Regions from separate parts of the Mus musculus genome. Here region 2 is linked to region 1. Evidence: chromatin loops called from intact Hi-C (ENCODE). Cell type or tissue: left cerebral cortex. All regions are shown on one strand. Each heading gives the region's core, and the rest is flanking DNA. Links, peaks and the distances in the headings are about the cores only.

Evidence for each region. Hi-C counts contacts between places; a loop is a spot of excess contacts. Peaks named below come from ENCODE experiments on the same cell type or tissue, not always from the same donor. Only the 100,000 strongest peaks of a DNase experiment are listed, where the experiment ranks them.
Region 2: a loop joins it to region 1, with 5 times the contacts of the local background. A loop is called at or near these places in 8 of 42 quality-filtered maps.

What each region holds. Positions count from the first base shown.
Region 1 is chr15:103,482,558-103,487,926 of GRCm38, reverse strand. It overlaps Nckap1l (NCK associated protein 1 like), which reads right to left. Exons shown (of 31, transcript NM_153505.4): 22 at 4,282-4,412; 23 at 1,498-1,595; 24 at 1,288-1,381; 25 at 1,052-1,134; 26 at 738-818. Among named protein-coding and RNA genes, the nearest start is that of Pde1b, 18 kb to the left of the region's middle. In left cerebral cortex, for the core only: no CTCF peak of the experiment used is centred there; no DNase peak of the experiment used is centred there.
Region 2 is chr15:103,531,988-103,537,356 of GRCm38, reverse strand. It overlaps Ppp1r1a (protein phosphatase 1, regulatory inhibitor subunit 1A), which reads left to right. Exons shown (of 7, transcript NM_021391.3): 2 at 2,947-3,007; 3 at 3,863-3,900; 4 at 4,256-4,319; 5 at 4,876-5,031. Among named protein-coding and RNA genes, the nearest start is that of Ppp1r1a, 3.3 kb to the left of the region's middle. In left cerebral cortex, for the core only: no CTCF peak of the experiment used is centred there; DNase peaks (open chromatin) are centred at 1,303, 2,125 and 3,245; H3K4me3 peaks cover 650 bases; H3K27ac peaks cover 2,129 bases.

The sequences.
Region 1 (5,369 bases), core at 222-5,221:
CTCTCTCTCTCTCTCTCTCTCTCTCTCTCTCTCTCTCTCTCTCTCCCTCTCTCTCTCTCTCTCTCTCTCCCTCTCCCCCTCTCTCCCTCTCTCCCTCTCCCCCCTCTCCCTCTCTCTCTCCCCAAGTTCTCTTCCTCTCTCAAACTTTCCCTCTCCTATGCCTCATGGGTTCCTGAAACAGATGTTAGGGGGGACTGGTATTTAAGAACTGAGAGGGAGAAAAGCCTGAGGCAGGGGTACCTCTGAGGTAGGTAGGGTGGGTGGGAAAGGAAGGAACAAATCTTACAAAAAGTACTTCTGACTAAGGAGGGGATATGTTTGCAAGGAACTTGGCATCTGCTTTCCATATTGCTCATTTCAAGTGAAAACCTATACTACTCCAGATCTTACCCATCTCCCCACATAGATGTTTCCCCAAGTGTCTCATGCCTTCCATTTTCCTCTGTACCCCATATGGGTCCCCAGCTCTGTCCTCTCTCCCTCTCCCTCTCCCCCTCCCCCTCTCTCTCCCCCTCCCTCTCCTTCCCCTTCCCCTCCCCCTCCCCTTCCACTCTTCCCCTCCCTCTCCCCCTCTCCCTCCCCCTCTTCCTCTCCTCTCTCCCTCTACCTCTCAAAGTCTGCCCACCCTGTTTCCCCACTTAAGTCCCAACTCTTGCTCTTCAGAGCTTTTTACAAGATACTATAGACAACTTTTGTCTTCACTAAGTCATCTAACTGAATTCCAAGTTGCACCCCACCTTAATGTCTGTGTCAGGGGTGACAAACTCCTTCAGGCACTCAATGGGGCCCATGAGAAAAGGGCAGTGGGCAGAAAAAACCTAGAGAGAAAAAAAAGATGAGCGAATTCAAAAACACAGATCAAAACTGACCAGAAGGGGGTCTCAACTTAAGAAGCCAGGATTCCAATCCCCATCCCCCAGGCCTGGAAGTTCTCTAAATTCAGGTATCTGAAGAACATCTGCCACCACCTCCCCTCCATGCTCACAATGATTCACATAAACCCTATCTGCAGAGAGGCCTAGGGATTTTGCAATAACCTTCCCCCACTCACCTCCTGAAGTCCCTCTTGGGCCATGGCCCTAAAACTGAGAATCACCCCAATGATGGTCATTCGTTTCAGCACATTTTCAGCTCCTGAAGAGGAAGTGTGTTGTGAGAAAAGAGAACAAGGGAGAATGTTGATGAGTTTTGCTTTTCCAGGCCCAGCCTAATTAATCCCCAGCTCCTCAAAGCCCCCAACATTCACAGTATCTCCCTCATAGTTCCTTTAGAAAGGTGTTTGTTTACCTGTCAGCTGGGGCAGCAGAGATGCCATTAATTCTGGCTTGCTGAAGTTGGATCTGATCTGGACCAGAATATCCATGTTTTCCACCACAAGCTTCTGCAGTTGAAGAAAACAGAGGCATACAGCAGGGAGATAAATCAGCAACACTCTATCTTCCAGCTCCCACGGTGCCAAGGCAAGACCTTTTCCCAGGCCCCTGCCATACTACCTACCTTCAGCTCCACAATCTGAGAGGTCACATGCCACATCAGGTTTTCACTCAGGAACTTCATGCCATAGGGACCAAGAATTTCAGCCAAGGCTCGCATCTCTGGAATAGAATTTCAAAGGGGACACAGGTCCTTGGATTTTTAAAATGTTGTCTAGGAAGGAAAGAACATGGGCAACCAGGGAGGGGGGGAATTTCCAGTCCTACATATAGGTGGCAGGTCTGGCTGCCTATGGGACAATTTCCCCACTCCTCACTGGTACCTATAGCATGACTCAACTCACATGATGATAGCTATTTTCTTCTTTTTTAAAAAATCAAAATTGATGTGTCTGTGTGCCCGAATGTATGTGCACCATGAGCATGAAATTCCCATATAGGCCAGAAGAGGACATCAGATCTCATGAAGCCAGAGTTAAAGACTGTGTGGTTATTGGAGCTTAAACTCCAGTCCTCCAGAGGAGTAGCTGGTACTCTTAACTGCTGAGCCATCTTTCCAGGCCCCCATTTGCTTCTTATATGAATCTGTACTTCCCGGTCCCTTTTTCTGGGTTTTGCTATTGTTATCCTAGCTAAACTTGCTTTATTGGATGTGAAGCCTCAAAGAAGTCACTAAACCTCTCAGAGCCACTTTGTTCCTCTGTAATATGAAAAGAAATCATGAATTCTTCGGAGGTGATGGGAGCATAAGAAACTGTATTGATAAACACTGTAGGAAACTTAGTGCAGATGAAAAGGGGGTATCTTACATGATTGTTACCAGAAGCCCTATGCGGTTTGAGGCAGAGGCACCTCACCATGGCTTTACAGGTGATGAGATTAGGTGCCTGACCAAGGTAAATTAATCACATCAGAGGGATGTTCAGAAACCCAGTGCAAAGCCCTCCCCTCCATCCCTGCAGAGACAATGCATATGCATCTGAGGTCTCGTTTCTCAGACCTCTGGTATTTAATATCTCACTGGCCCAGTTTCCCCCTGAGCTGCCTTTTCTTTTTCATAATCAGCACACATTCCCCAGAGTCTCAGTTCTTTTTGCTTTAAATTATTTATTCTTCCAAATCTAGACTTGCCCCTAAGGCTTTATCAGTCCCACCAGCTTGCTTTTGCCCTTTCTGAGTTAAATCAAATTTGCCTGGGGGAATCCCAGGTTGGAAATCCTAGTGGCAAGCTCATATGGAAGAGACTCTGGCTGTGATCTTTGGCTATGGGCCATTCCAGCATAAGAGACCAGAAGTAACAGGAGAGCAGAGTAAGAAAGACACGTTCAACATCTTTAATCGGAATTCAGAAAGGAAGGGAAACTGGGGTTCCTGGCTGCAGTCTTTGGAGGAAGGTCCAGTTAATGCCATTCACCTCCATCAACTACAGAAGAACCAACTGCCTTGGTCACTGCAGTTAATGTGATGCCTGCTCCAAAGTAAATACCAGACATTTATAGAGTCACCAATTTACAGCCACAGTACTAAGCTGAGAATTGTAAAAGGATTTTACAATCAACTAGCTACCTCAGAAAGCTAACACTGCTGCCTGAGGGGGAAAGGGTCAAAATTGCCATCTCTGAAACTAATGAAGAGGCAGCAGGCTGGTCTACTGGGTGGATCTGCAAAACCCTCTACTCCAGCCATCACTACCCCCAGTTAGTAACCCTATGGCATCCTTTTCTTCTTATCTATCTATTTTTGAAGTAACATTGCCCCATCACCATGGCAACCCAGACAAATTGGGGTGGGGGTGGCAGAAGGGTGAATGTGCACTGCCTCCCGCTGCTTGTCAGTTGTCAGCAAGACCTAAAGCAGGTTTTAGAGGCTGCCTACAGCTTGTGGGTAGAGCTGATGAAAGGGGGCATCTAAAACCTGCAGCAGGCAAAGTATAGTCTGTTTACGGATAGAATGCAGGGGATAGTAAGGAGGCAGAGATGGAAAACAAAGATATGTACTTTGGCTTCCTTGCCTTCCCCAGAAAAGTAGAATGAAGAAGTCTGAGTCGTGAGATACCTCTGCCTATCCTAGGTCCCATGCACAATCCATCATTTACATGGAGGTGAGAGAAAAGGGGAAGAAATAGGATCCTTCACTAATTCTCAGTTGGTACCACAAGTCTTAAGGAGGAATTACAGGGTTTCAAATCCTCTTTTAAAAAGGAATAGCTTTTCAACTCACCATATCTCCCTTTTCTGTGTTAGTAACCCTATATGTGTGTGTGTGTGTGTGTGTGTGTGTGTGTGTGTGTGCACGCCCCCACACACATACACATTTGACTGTCTGAGTTGAAGTCCCACCATTTATGGATGTTCGACCTCAGCACCTCCCAACTTCTCAGTGCCTTGGTATGTTCATCTGGAAAATGGGAATAGCAAGAGGAGTTCCCTTGAGGCTTTTGTGTGGCTTGAATTCTAGGTGTAAGTACTTAAAACTTGGTCTTTCACCATCTCATCAAGAAATCATCAAGGAAGAAGACTCCAGGATATCAGATCACCACTTAATATGCCTCCCATAAGAATGTCCTCCTCAAACTTTAAATCGGTCACCACCCTATAAGAATACATCCCTTCAGTGACTAGTGAGCCTGCCTAATTCCTAAACCTCTATCCTTTTTTCACTTCACCTTCATCCCCCAAGCCTTGCTTTAGACTCTCTTTTTATGTGTCCTAAAAGTTGAGCAGAGTCCAGCAGAGATACCAGGAGAAACACCAAATGGGCTTCTTGGAAAGCAGGAGGATTTAGGCCAAGGTACTGTTGAAGAACAAAGTTCAATTCTGTGGCAAGGAGACCAGGGCCCTGGACTCACCAGAGATGTCCGAGAACTCCTCAGCACTGAAGTTCTGCTCTCCATCTCGGGGAAGGCTGATGAAGGCCTGCATGGCTGGGGAGAGGACAATGGCTCCACTGCTCGCCTGTCTAAGGAGACTTTCTAGGTACCTGTGGAGCAGGAGGAGAGGTTGGGTCAGGGAAGCACGAGTTAACATCCAGTCATTTCTGCCACCACCATGGTAGAGTCAGGGAGACAACCTGCTAGGGACTAGAGTGAAGAAGAAAGACTGAAAGAAGACAATACTGCAATCTATTTAACACCCTAACGCCTTTGGCTCAGAAGCAGAGATGTGATTCCACGTGGCCTCCAATCCATAGGAATGCCACCATGCCTTCAATTCAGTGTCATGCATTGCCAGCCTTCAGCCTTGCTCGCTTTCAACAACTGAATTTCCCTTGCTCTTACCCTCTCTGCCAGGTAAGACAGGCTCACACTGGCATTTTTAAAAGTATTAGCTGGGTGCCTCTGAAATACACCTAAGCTATATCCTCCCATAAGAAGGCTAGACCCAGGATCCCAGAATATGGTCTCAAATCTAACCTCTGGCTAAGAGCACACATCACCCAGTCTTCAAATCTTCTCTCCTAACCTCTGGAGAAGTCAGAGGAGCTGACTCCAGCAGTGTCTGCAGACAAAGGCCTACCAACTGCAGCACTCACCAGGATACCAGCTCTGAGTTTGCATTTTACAGCATGATGGCTAACCACCAGTGAGCCAAGCTCAGCTTCCAATCAGTGTTTTCCCCACTAATTACAATTAGTTGTCAAATTGAACATTTACATTAAAAAAATAATTTAGTGCAGCAGTATTCAGTGGGTACTAGAAGGTAGCTATCTCTGTGAGAGAGGCAATCCTACTATAAATGCTCAAAGCCCTAGACTAGCTGGTAAAGTACATCCACCTAGCCAGACTAGCCCCTTCCCAGTATTCTGCTAAACTGATAGTAGATTTAAAGCGCCACCCAGTGGCTTGGGGAGGGAGAAATCTACCTCTTGGCTCATTAAAAAGTTCAAAGAAAATGGTGCTGTCCAAGAGGGCCCCTTTCTCTGTTCAGAACAATCTAC
Region 2 (5,369 bases), core at 237-5,236, 49 kb before region 1:
AGCTATGGAGGAGTTTTAGAGCAAGGACGGGGGAGGGTGGAGGGGTCTGCAAGCTGATGTTCCCTTCTGCAAGTCAGAGCACGTGGGACCTGGGTATAACTCTGCCCTATGGAGTAGGGAGTGGGGGTGAGATGCGGGGCGCAGCGCGGCGATCTGGAGCGTCTGGGCCTGGGGTCCAAGCTTAGCCACGAGCAAGCCACCAAGAAAGCTTGGCTCATCGGGTGGGAGTGCAGGGCCCTGGCCCAGCCTCCTGGCCTGGCCTATTTTTAGCTCTGAGCAGCCTGGCAGAGGCGGCAGTGTGTGAGTGAGCAGTGTGTGTCAGCGTCAGTGAGCGTATGGAAGGGGCTACTATCTGCAGCCTGCCTTCTTTTGCATTCCCTGGATTGTGAAGACCATCCCTCCCCAAGAGCATCCAGCTCCCCAGGACTCCTGCCCCCAGCCACTCACTGTCAAGCTCTCCACCTGAAAGAATCAGACCTCTGGGGATGAGCAGGAGAAAAAGGTTTCCACATTGCTAGAGCCGATTCATAGAATTGGGTGTGGATGAAAAGGGACCCAGCAGGTGTACACTTTGAAACTTCTACTTCTCAGATCCAGGGAGGAGCAGGTACCCAGCTTCTCCTCTCCCTACCTGGGGACCAAGGGGCTGGAGAGGGAGTTTGAGACCTCACACACATGAGATGAGGAGAATGAAGACTGTTTCTATGGACTATGCCTATGCCCAGAAACAGCAGATTGGCTCAGACGACTTTTGAAACAGGAAAGCAGGCCCAGAAGTGGAGACTGTGGGAGCCAGAGGTTCTGAGATCTGCCTCCCAATGGCAGACAGGACCTGACACCTGCTTCTGTTTGGTGTCAAAGGGGTTTGAAGGGGCTGGTGAGATGGCTCAGTGGGTTAGAGCACCCGACTGCTCTTCCGAAGGTCCAGAGTTCAAATCCCAGCAACCACATGGTGGCTCACAACCATCCGTAACAAGATCTGACTCCCTCTTCTGGAGTGTCTGAAGACAGCTACAGTGTACTTACATATAATAAATAAATAAATCTAAAAAAAAAAAAAAAAAGGGGGTTTGAAGGAGGGCTGGCCAGCTGGTTTACAGAGCTGGGGACAAGGGAACACAAGAGGGCACATGACAGTGTTGGGGAGTCAAAGTGAGAGAAAAGCTGGGACTCTGTCTGCTCTTTTCTAGTCTTCAGAAATCTGTCTCCTGGCTCTGAAAGTTTGCCCCGGTTCTTCCTGCTGTTACCAAGTATGTAGGCAAAAGCACCAAACATAGCAGGAGCTCCTACCCCAACTTCCATGGGGTGGAAGTGGGAGGGTGAAGAAAAAGTGGGAAGCTAAGTGTACAGCAGAGTGTGGGGACAGCCCTCCTCCACAACCTTCAGATGTCCTTGAGAGCTAGGTTAGGTAGGGGCAGAAACAGAAAAGAGCCATCTCTCTTGGGATCCAGGGAGTCTCCTCCTGCCTCCTGCCTCCTGCCTCCTGCCTCCTGCCTCCTGCCTCCTGCCTCCTGCCTCCTGCCTCCTGCCTCCTGCCTCAACACCACAATTCTCAAAGACTCAGAGTGCTTCAAATCCCTGTCTGGGGTTGGGGGTTGGGGGAGTCTGTTAAGTAAGGTAAGTAAGAGTCTGTCCAACCTCAGAGCCCTGCTGACCTTTGGTCATGGGCTCCTTGGGTTCCCAATACAGGTACTGCATCAAGTCACTGATACCCCTTCCACAGTCTCAGTCACTTCCACTACTCTCCAGTGGCAACCCCACCCCCACCAAAACAGAAAGAAAGTAAGGGATCAAAGGGATGGTCCCACTCCCACATACACGAAGCATCTTGTACCAGGAGCAGCCAGAGACAATTCACATTCAGTATTCACACACACACACACACACACAGAGGTCTGGCTCTGCTGGGACCTTGAAATGTCACTAAAAGCAGATGCCACTAGTTTTCCCTGAAGCAAGAAGTCACTCTGTTCCATACATGCTGTTTCTTTCTTTGGAAAGAGCCCCCTCTCTGGCTCAAACAGTCCTTCCTACTATTCCCACTTTCTAGGTATCTTGTCACCTCCAGCCACCACTGCCAATGCTGATGATGACAAGAGACAAATATGAACAGATCTAAATCTGATCCGTTGCGTCCTCACTGGACCCTGCTTCCCCAGGACTGCTAGCTTTATCTACCCACAGCCCTGAGAGAACAGCAGGAGCTCTACCCATGTGATGCCTCTCTCTTCCAAACCTTCCCCAGAAAAGGAAAAACTACACATCCTAAGAGTCTATAGGATTCAGCAACAATCAGCTTAATAGATAGCAGGACAGGAAGAAAAGCCAGCAGCAGGAGGGGGGCATTCAGTTGGAACTCATGCCACCGGTCTGCTTTATATGATCATTTCCCCTGGGGCTGGCCAGGATTCTACCTCCTCAAGTCCTGTTCACCATTAGGACCACTTCCCCTATTCCTGGCCAATTAAAAAGCCATTGTGTCCAAGGCTAGTGAAACCTTAGAGTATTGAGGGACCGTGGTGGCCAGGGGAATGGTGCACTCAGCCCTTCCTTCATGGTGGATGAACCTGAGGGAGGCCTTCTGAAGACAGGTATGAGCCCACAAAGGGTTAATGTCTGCTTCAGGGGTGGACTGGAGTCTGAGGGAAAGCCCTCTGATCTCTCATGTTATTTCTGACCATTGATCCAGGATGGACAGAAATCAATGCACAGAGTGGACAGAGTTTCCGAAAGGAGAGCTGGGGAGGACAAGGAGAGGATGAAGAGACAGTACAAGGAAGGGACTGTGTAGTTTCTTGTGTCCCCAAGAGCAGCTCACCCCTGAAGAAGGGAATGGGCCAATGGAACTCCAGAGTAACCAGTAACTTTTGGGGGGATGTGCAGAATCGGACTGGGGGGGGGTATTCCTAGCGAACTTGACCTCTTATTCTTCCTCCCCTAACCCAGATTCGGAGGCGCCGCCCCACCCCTGCCACACTTGTGCTGACCAGTGATCAGTCCTCCCCAGGTAACCCCTTGTAAGAGGGGATGGGTGCTAGAGAGATAGGGCAGACCTCAGTAGTAGAGATTTCCCCGTGCTGACTCAGCAAGATTTATTTTGCTTTTACAAACATGGAAATCTGCTAGGCGGGGAGGGGACAACCTGATTCCTAAGCCCCCAGGCATCAGGATGGTCAATTTAGTGCAGGTTGCTGTGACAACAGCCTTGTAGTTTTCTCCAGCAACTAAGATGTCTGCTATTTCCACTCCAAATGCAGTAGTGACAGCTGTGAGGGGGAGAGATTGTCTCCATCATCTAGCATCAGGTCCCCAGAGGGTGAGGTTAGAAACAGCTCAGGGAGCAGCTAGAATTCTGGTCACCAGACTCCCCACCAGGGTCTGAGGACACAAGGTCTTAGAGAATGTCAGAGGAGCTTGGTAAGTGTAAAAAAGTGACCAGGCTAGTCTGAAATCGGGCCAAAGTCTCCAGCTCTCCCCACCCCAACTTTCATAAATGGTGCACATCTATGGACCCTGACCAGAATGAGTTTGCTATTCTCTCTCAGGGAGCCCTGCTCCTGTGAAGGCTCAGCTCTGGTCTGGGGGTAAAAGAATGACTAGAAGGGAAAAGAGACCTGGATGCTGCAGAGGAGGAAACAAAAACAAAAACAAAAACGCCGAAGGGCCACACATTTGCCTTCACAGTCTTCAGAGCCTGAGGCCAGGATGCAGGCTTAGGCTGGTCAGAGGGTCCACTCTGTTTTGACAAAGCCAAGCCACAGTACAGGGGGATCTGCTGTGTACCTTCTTCTTAAGAACTCGGGTCTTGAGGAAACTTTTGGGTTTCCTGCTCTTATCACTGTTTTTCCCCTACTTCCCCCAGAAATAGATGAAGACCGGATCCCCAACTCACTTCTCAAGGTGAGCTGGCCCCTACCATTCAGCCCAGGCCTCAAAAGCCAAACCCTCATCCTCCAGATCTGGGGTGTAGCTCGGTAAAGAGAGCACCACTTAGCATATACAGACCCAGAGCACCCATGAACCCAAAACAAAAGCCTTGTACCTCACCAGTAGGACCTTTGATGTCCTCTTCTATGCACCCCAAAAAATGCATGCCCCCCTGCCATCATACACTGTCTCCAAGCTCACCCTGTTGGAAACAAGAATTTCCTCTCGCTCCTAAAACCCACCTGCCCTAATCTCTAATCCAAAATCATGCCAAAGCAGAAAAGGGTGGGAAGAGCTGGCACCCATCCAGACTCTGTGTCCTTCACAGTCCACCTTGTCAATGTCTCCACGGCAACGGAAGAAGATGACAAGGACCACACCCACCATGAAAGGTTTGGCATCCCCTTCCCAATTTCTCATCTGGCTGAAAGTGGAGAGTAGATCTAGTAACCCTTTGCAGGGAGTCAATGGGAGGTTACTGGGTCTGCCTTTATTTGAGTGGAGTTATTGCGATGTGAAGAAGGCTCCTGTAGCTTGAGGAAGCTGGTCCCTAGACCAAACCAGAATACCACCTCCTCACTATGACAGAGAAATAGTACATGTAACCTCATCAGCACAGCTCATGCAAGGTACTATATTCCCTGAGTCCAAATTGAGGCTTCTCTCCTGCCTCTAAGGAGAGACCACAGGTCCTAGTGCATTAGGAGTGTCTTCTGCACTGAAAGGCTCTTCCCCTCTGTTTGCCTTTGAAAAGACATTATGCTCCTGCTTTCATCTCTCCTTATTGCCCAGCAAATGTTCCTCCTAATTTAGAGCCCAGTTCTGGGAAATTAAAGCACCCAGCAACATGCACAGACCCAATGGTGGGACTAGTGAATTTAGGAGACCTCTCACAGGAGATTTTAGGCAGTTATATCCAATGTTTCCTCCCTTTCTCTCTGCCTCCAGAGCTCCAGACGATGGTTGAACATCACCTAGGGCAACAGAAGCAAGGGGAAGAACCTGAGGGAGCCACTGAGAGCACAGGGAACCAGGAGTCCTGCCCACCTGGGATCCCAGACACAGGCTCGGCGTCAAGGCCAGATACCCCCGGGACAGCACAAAGTATGTACAATCCTGGGAGGGTAACAGAATGCAGTTCCCCAGCCTTGCAGGAAGACAGCTTTACCCACTGGGGTATAGGGAGGAATCACAGCCTGAGAGGGTGGAATAATAGCTAAAAGCCCAGTCAAGGACATGGGTGTATTCCATACAGCATGATTTGACTCACTTTGTCTAATTGTAGTTACCACCTTAGACCCCAGAGATCCTGCCCTGGCTGGAAAAGGAGGGAAACCCCATCAGACTTAGATCAGTACTTGACCCTGTATGGGAGCCAGGGCTACAGTTCTGCCTTCACCGCTGGCCACTTTACCAGCAGGGCTGGCGTCTATTTTGCTGGA